2 separate regions of the Homo sapiens genome follow, and region 2 is linked to region 1. A link is an interaction called in ENCODE POLR2A ChIA-PET data of the cell type or tissue named here. Cell type or tissue: PC-9. All regions are shown on one strand. Region 1 overlaps SPG11 (SPG11 vesicle trafficking associated, spatacsin). Region 2 overlaps EIF3J (eukaryotic translation initiation factor 3 subunit J).

Region 1 (4,000 bases):
TTGAAGTGAGCCAAGAATCACACCACTGCACTCCAGTCTGGGCTACAAAACGAGACTCCATCTCAAAAAAATAATAATAAAAATAAAAAATAGTAATTTCTTGTGTCTTTCCCAAATTTTCTATTCCTATAAAAGGCCTATATGAGTTTTTTTAAATGTGCTTCATGATGTCAAACTTACATTTAAGTGGCATTGATATTCTTCGTAGTTTGTATACGTACTCATAATTGATAAGATCACAAGTTGGCAGTCTTTCAGAAGTTGTACTTCATGTCTTGATGAAGTTGGAAGCAAGAATAGTTTAGACTATGACTAAGCGTTTTAGAAAGTCAGCTTAAGGGAAGCGGGGGGCTCTTGGGCCAAAAGACAACTGAAAAGCTACCAGGAACCTAAACGGGTATGTGCAAGGGGCAAAAGGTAAGGGAGAGGAGGCCACAAATCACATGGCTGGCACTCCCTCTGTCACTGATTTAATTCCATTTGCTTTTCCTGGTGAGACATAATTTTCATGTGCTGATGTGATTTTGATTCCTTTCTTTTTCAGGATCCAGCAAGTAGGCAATGAAGCCTATGTTATAGGGCTCTCCTCCTTCCACATACCTTCAATAGGAGCTGCATGTGTTTGTTTCTTAGAATTGCTTGGCCTTGACAGCCTCAAGCTCAGAGTTGATATGAAAGTGGCCAATATAATTTTGAGCTACAAGTGCAGAAATGAAGATGCTCAGTACAGCTTTATCAGAGAGTCTGTAGGTACAGCACCTTTTATCTGGCCTGCTTTGTTTAGAGAAGGTGTGACGAGGTCTAAGGCATTGAATTGTGAGTGTTTGGGGAGAAAATGGTTATCTTCTTGGTTTTATCCTTTTCCTGCAGAGTGTGTGTTCTTTGTCTCACTTTCTTGGGCACTTTAATTGGGTTCTGAAATGGCCCTGAGCCACACTATTCAAACAGAAATGCTCAGGTTTTGACTTTTTCTCTTCACCATATTTTGTTGTTTATATTTCTTACAGCCGAAAAACTATCTAAACTAGCTGATGGTGAAAAGACAACCACAGAAGAATTGCTTGTTCTCTTAGAAGAAGGTACATGGAACAGCATTCAGCAACAGGAAATAAAGAGGTTTGTGAGTTGCAGTCTCAGCCTCTTTTCTAACAAGCTTATTGTGCCAACCTGTGTTTGCCTAGTTTTTCTTTGAACAACTCTGGTGTTTTCACTAAATCCCCCTAGACCTTATCTTCTTCTTTATCTAGCATGTAGCAGATACTCAGTAAATGAATAATGATTTTAATTGCATCTTGCCATCAGTGAAAAGAGGGTGAAGATAGCAATTCTCTCTTTAGAGATGGACTTACCAAGAGATGGAGAGCAGCTTTGTCTCCTCCACTGCCCTGCTAGTCAGAGAAGTCTTTTAAATGGTACATGTTGAAATGCCAGAAGATGTGGGTTCAGATGTCTTGGAGGATTGGAAAAAAATGAAGAAGAGGATGATGTAGGATGGGTCTTCCAAAATTTGACTTTAAGTCATGTCCTTACTTTTTTCATTTTATTATGTCAGTTGATAATGGAAGCTGAAGTGACCGTATGTAAAAGCACCTCCTTACACTTCATGCCTTCTTTATGCTGCCCCACTGGGGCTGACCTAACCACTCCAGACCCTGAGAACGCACCCTTTTTCTGTACATCCTATCACTGATTCTGTTCTTGGCAGAATCCTGCTTGCAGCAGGAACATGTACCCTACCCCTGGTGAGGAGGCCCAGGCACCCACCAGGCCTCTGAGTACTCTAAAGTGAATAGAGCAAGAGAAATAAGTGCTCAGAAAGTTTCTTGACTGACAACTTCCTCAGTTCTCCTAAGGATGCTACACAGCCAGTATAAATAGGTACTTGATTGATGACTTGGGGAAGGAATGAATTGTGCCAGTATGCTAAGCTAGCTATTCTGCCTTATGGGTGAAAAAGTCTACTGTTTTTGGCCAGGCACAGTGGCTCACACCTGTAATCCCAGCACTTCAGGAATGTGAGGCGGACGGATCACCTGAGGTTGGGAGTTCAAGACCAGCCTGACCAACATGGAGAAACCCCGTCTTTAGTAAAAATACAAAATTAGCCGGGTGTGGTGGCACATGCCTGTAATCCCAGCTACTCGGAGGCTGAGACAGGAGAACTGCTTGAACCCAGGAGGCGGAGGTTGCAGTGAGCTGAGATCGCACCATTGTACTCCAGCCTAGGCAACAAGAGCGAAACTCTGTCTCAAAAAAAAAAAAAAAAAAAAGAATCTACTTTTTTCAAAGTAGCCTAATAAATATTTAGTATTTGTTGGAGAATACACTGTGCTTTAATTTATATCATTTTTACTCATTTTCCAGTTCAAGCTAAAGCTATATTTTAATGAGTTTTTTGTTTTTTCTTGACCACCCCCACCTCTAATTCTGATTATAGGTTATCCAGTGAATCTAGCAGCCAATGGGCATTAGTGGTGCAGTTCTGCAGGCTACACAATATGAAACTAAGCATATCTTACCTTAGAGAATGTGCCAAAGCAAATGATTGGCTGCAGTTCATTATTCACAGCCAACTCCACAACTACCACCCAGCAGAGGTAAGCCACTAATTGTTAGCAGTCACTCAAAAGGAAATAGGAACACTTCTTAGAAGATAGCATTCTTTCTGTTGTGTAGACATGACATAGGCCTTTTTTTTTTTTTTTTTTTTTTTTTTTTTTGACCAGGATACGTACTGGATACATGGGCTTTTGTTTCATATGATACTATTATTTTTCCTAAGATTTCAGTGGGTTGGCATCAGACAAGGCACTAGTACTGAAGAGCTGAAAAGCTTTTGTGACTTCAGATTGAATATGAAAATTCATTAAAAGGCACCATACAGCTTTGTAAAATTACATAATAGTCACTCTGACTTAGTTCAGGGTGAGAAAGCATAATTTTGTCTATGCTTTTCTCTAACATTTTCAGCTCCAGCTGAAACTGAAAGTTGGGTTTCTGTTTAATCATCTGATATGCCTTCTAGGTGAAATCCCTTATCCAGTACTTCAGCCCAGTCATTCAAGACCACTTAAGGCTGGCTTTTGAGAACTTGCCCTCAGTGCCCACCTCCAAAATGGACAGCGATCAAGTCTGCAATAAGTGCCCCCAGGAACTTCAAGGAAGCAAACAAGAGATGACCGATTTATTTGAAATTCTGCTCCAATGCTCAGAGGAGCCAGACTCCTGGCACTGGCTTCTGGTTGAAGCAGTGAAACAACAGGCCCCTATCCTCAGTGTTCTGGCCTCATGTCTCCAGGTGAGGATCATGAGAAGCCTGAAGTAAGTACCCAGAGAACAATAGAATAAGTAATGAGGGACAGGAAAGGCTGATAATCAGAAGTGGGGTGATGATGACAGTGAGGTTCCAGCATGTGTTTCCAAGTTCACTGCAACATTTTGTGCTTCTCTAGCTTAGGCTCTGGGCCATTTGGTGTACTTTCTTGTGCCTTGACATTCAGTGAACTCAAGTGATCAGAGCCTTGGTTTCTGGTTGGCAGTCACAGAGAAAGACGCTTTGGTGGACTGACCACCACTGTTTCTTTAGTGCCCTCTTTAGCAGGGAAGAGGGACATTCCAGACAGTCCTTTAATCAGCAGATCAGTGGAGGGCAATCCTACTCTCTTATGATTAGTACTTCCCTGACTTTTGCATATACCCCCTTCTGTCTGCTTCTTGGTCTTGTGACCTGCAACACTCTGCAGGACAGTTTAGAACAGTCCCTTGGTTGCTCATTAGTTTGTTTCATGTTTGAAGGCTTTTCAAGCCATTTTAACTAATTAAGTTGGGTGACTTATTCTAAACAGGAAATATCCATCTGTAGTATTTGTACATTTGCCAGGTAATCCAGGCCTAGTTGTTATTTTATTTATCCCGTGGCAGGGTGCCAGTGCCATTTCTTGTCTCTGTGTTTGGATCATCACTTCTGTGGAGGACAATGTTGCAACTGAAGCAATGGGAC
Region 2 (4,000 bases), 56 kb after region 1:
GAAACTCCATCTCAAAAAAAAAAAAAAAAAGTGGTTCCTATCAACATGTACCAAGAAGAGCCATGACATCTGCTCCTCAATTCATAAAAGGACCATCCAAACCTTGACTGTCACTCTCTCCCCAAAGTGCTTACAAGTCTGCCCTGAAGTTACTACCAAACTAGCACTAAGCCCCTAAAGAAAGGAGCATAGTAAGTGTCAGCAAAAAGAGACTGGTCACACTTCCAAACAGATGTAATTATAAAAGCAAAAGGCCAGGTAGCTTTCCCCAGGAAGTTAGAGTTTTTGTTTCCATAGTTATAAAATTAAGTGTCTGAAAAGTAGATTTAAGGTAGAATGTTCACCACGCTGCTTCAAAAAATATGCCCAATTTTTTGTAAACATTAGAAGTTTGTAAATTCCAGCAGCAAATTCAGATAAAATGTAAAAAGGCTTCCTAGAGAAACAGCTAAAATTAACACTTAAAATAGGGAGCAAGTCTACAACTCACTTCAAAGAGCCCTAAATGGTTATTTGGTTCAAGAGACTACCTATGAACATCCAATTAAATCCTTTACCCAATTATTTTTGGTAGCCAATTAATCTTTCAACTATAATATCCAATTTATCTTCAAAAGAATCACCCAGGCTGCTCTCCTAAAATGGCTAGCTTCTTAGAATAGGGCCTGTTTATAAACTACTTGCTTATCTATACTCTTGCCCTGCAGATACACACCCATCATTTAAGCTATTTCTATGAAAGAGATGGCTGCTTTTTAACTTTAAAACTTGCTTCCCTAATTGAACACAACTAAGTATCAGAAGCAAAGCAGAAAACTTTATATCTTGCTTTCTTTTTATTTCTAACAATGTGGCCAGTAGTTAGCTGGTTCTGTCTTCATAATATAAAACTACATTATGTCACATGCAATGAGAACACATTTAGGGCTGAAAATGCTTTCCAACTTAAGCAAGATGTATTTATAGATTGTCAAATAGAAGTAGCTTCAAACGAGCAATAAAACTCTTTTGCCCTATAGCAACAGCCTAGGAACTAACATATACTCCTTCTCCTTTTTTCTTTAAATAATTTGGTTTAGGTAAAACATAATCTCTTGCTGGGAAAGAAAAAAAAAGCCTTTAATTTGTGTTCTGTAAGCTGTGCAGTTCTGAGAGAACTCAGAACTGTGCAACGAGATCTTGGCAAGGGTAGACTTCCCAGCAAAGTTCAGTTTTTTAAAAGCCAAAATGTTCTTCCACCATCTCAGAACTATGCTGGGTGCCTAGAAGCCAAGGTGCCTGCCTTAGTAAATTCTACTTCATTTAATTCAATTCATTAAGCTTTTAACATACTACAATGGATCAGCACTCAGCTGAGTTCCATCTCAATGCCTACCTGTCTCATATTCAGGACAGTTATCAATCTACTTTAAATTTCTGGCTCAGCGATATCAAGACACTGAACACTAAACAAGTGGTTTATTTACAATGATCCATCATGACAAGAAAATATTTTTCAATAACAAACATGCTTCCTAATTCAAAACTTGCTAGTTTATAAAAGTGGCAGGGTATGAAATGATATGATTGAGATTTTCTTGAAAATAATCTGGTTGGAGGAGGAAAGTGGGGATACAGAGGAGACAAGACTGGTCACTGGTTTATTAAATGTTTCTCTCTACTGCATGTTTGGAATTTTTCTTAAGTTACACATACACACACTCTCTTCAAAATACCCATTTTCTGGCAAAATGCCCACCTTCTGGGTATTTCCTAGTAATTTCACATTCTGTAAAATACAGATCCTGTTCTTTAGAAGTTGTTTCCAACCCCTGAAAATTGTCCCTATCTGGTAGATTCAAACTATTTATTGGAATAGGATCCTAACAGAGAGTGAATGAGTAGGACGAGAGAGGCTCAACTAAATCTGTTCTTCAGGATCGCTCTCTCTTTAAATGTGTTGGGGTCTTGCTATGTTGCCCAGGCTGGCTTCAAACTCCTAGGCTCACGCAATCCTCTTGCCTCAGCCTCTTCAGGATCTTTTAAAAGAAATGCTATATGGTTACAGAGGCAAATGCGTGAGATGGCTGAACACAGCTATAAGTTTCTGCAAACTCTGTACCCTTTGAATAAATCTAGCTTCTAAACTGTTCTACTGAAATGCTAGGAGACTAGTAAAATGGAGCAAAAGTTATGTTGTCCTTGTGTCCAGTAGGTACTCACTGCCTTCTCAGTCAACACATCCTACATATCATACCAGCAATGAGGAAGGAGTCATATATGCCAAGTGAACAATTCTTCCCACTACCTCTGCACAACTATCAGGATAGTAAAAAAGGTAAATAAAGCCAGGGTGATGGGAAACTATGCTCCCGAGTTCTCATCTTTTTAACTGGGGAAAAGCATAGTCTTTTCTTGCCATATATATTAACGGTTGTACAGTTTCACCTAAGTCCACTTCTGCCACTGCCAGACAGCTATTTGAAAAGTCAAGGACAGCAAAATACTAAGTCTACTAAATGAGAGTAAAGTGCTGGAGCAAATTATAATAACAAAAACATCAGTTTTCCTTTCATTTCCCAGGACATTACAAATGACATTAAACCTGTATTTTTAAAGGTTAAGTACTAGATGCTGACATGAACAGAAGACCTCACGGAAACTAAGCCTTGTCTGCAACTCCTCATAAAAAGTACAAAAACATAAGAATTCAGAAATTTGGTGATATGGCTGAGTCTGCTGGCTCACGCCCATAATCCCAGCATTTTAGGAGGCTGAGGAGGATAGATCACTTGACTCCAAGAGTTCGAGACCAGCCTGGGCAACTTGGCGAAACTCTATCTCTACCAAAAACACAAAAATTAGCCAGTCTCACAAATCTGTCTCAAAATAAATAGGCCAGGTGCAGTGGCTCACACCTGTAATCTCAGCACTCTGGGAGGCCAAGGCGGGAAGATCGCTTTAACCTCAGGAGTTTGAGACCAGCCTGGGCAACTTGGCGAAACTCCACCTCTACCAAAAACACAAAAATTAGCCAGTCTCACAAATCCGTCTCAAAATAAATAGGTCAGGTGCAGTGGCTCACATCTGTAATCCCAGCACTCTGGGAGGCCGAGGCGGGAAGATCACTTTGACCTCAGGAGTTTGAGACCAGCCTAGGTAACATGGCGAAACCCTGTATCTACAAAAAAAAAAAAAAAATATATATATATATATATATATATATATATATAGCCAGGCGCGGTGGCTCACGTCTGTAATCCCAGCACTTTGGGAGGCCGAGGCGGGTGGATCACGAAGTCAGGAGTTCAAGACCGGCCTGGCCAAGATGGTGAAACCCCGTCTCTACTAAAAATACAAAAATTAGCTGGGTGTGGTGGTGGGCGCTTGTAATCCCAGCTACTCGGGAGGCTGAGGCAGAGAACTGCTTGAACCTGGGAGGCGGAGGTTGCAGTGAGCCAAGATCGTGCCACGGCACTCCAGCCTGGGTGACAGAGCAAGACTCTATCTCAAAAAAAAAAAAAAGAAAAAAATATGTAAATTAGCTGGGCACGGCGGTGCACACCTGTAATCCCAGCTACTAGAAAGGCTGAGGCTGGAGAATCACTTGAATCCGGGAGGCGGAGGTTGCAGAGATCGTGCCACTGCACTCCAGCCTGGGAAACGGGGTGAGACCTTCTCTCAAAAAATTAGATGAATAGATAGATTGCTTTAAGTTAAAAAAAAAAAAAAAAAAGAAAAAGAAATTTAGCACTAAAACAGCAACTGGGGCCGGGTGTGGTGGCTCACGCCTGTAATCCCAGCACTTTGGGAGGCCAAGGCGGGCAGATCACAAGGTCAGGAGATTGAGACCATCCTGGCTAACACGGTGAAACCCCGTCTCTACTAAAAATAGAAAAAATTAGCCGGGCGTGGTGGTGGGCACCTGTAGTCCTCGGGAGGCTGAGGCAGGAGAATGGAGTGAACCTGGGAGGCGGAGCTTGCAGTGAGCGGAGATTGTGCCACTGCACTCCAGCCTGGG

Evidence for each region. ChIA-PET counts read pairs that join two places held together with the same protein. Peaks named below come from ENCODE experiments on the same cell type or tissue, not always from the same donor. Only the 100,000 strongest peaks of a DNase experiment are listed, where the experiment ranks them.
Region 2: POLR2A ChIA-PET joins it to region 1 with 7 read pairs; 8 of 35 experiments call an interaction of 5 or more read pairs at or near these places.

The regions. Positions count from the first base shown.
Region 1 is chr15:44,595,381-44,599,380 of GRCh38, reverse strand. It overlaps SPG11 (SPG11 vesicle trafficking associated, spatacsin), which reads left to right. Exons shown (of 40, transcript NM_025137.4): 22 at 545-750; 23 at 1,008-1,116; 24 at 2,438-2,597; 25 at 3,026-3,298; 26 at 3,922-4,000. Among named protein-coding and RNA genes, the nearest start is that of EIF3J, 60 kb to the right of the region's middle. RefSeq lists an enhancer at 3,033-3,182. In PC-9, no CTCF peak of the experiment used is centred here; no DNase peak of the experiment used is centred here.
Region 2 is chr15:44,539,448-44,543,447 of GRCh38, reverse strand. The region is part of intron 2 of EIF3J (eukaryotic translation initiation factor 3 subunit J); the gene reads right to left. Among named protein-coding and RNA genes, the nearest start is that of EIF3J, 4.3 kb to the right of the region's middle. In PC-9, no CTCF peak of the experiment used is centred here; a DNase peak (open chromatin) is centred at 1,717; H3K27ac peaks cover 392 bases.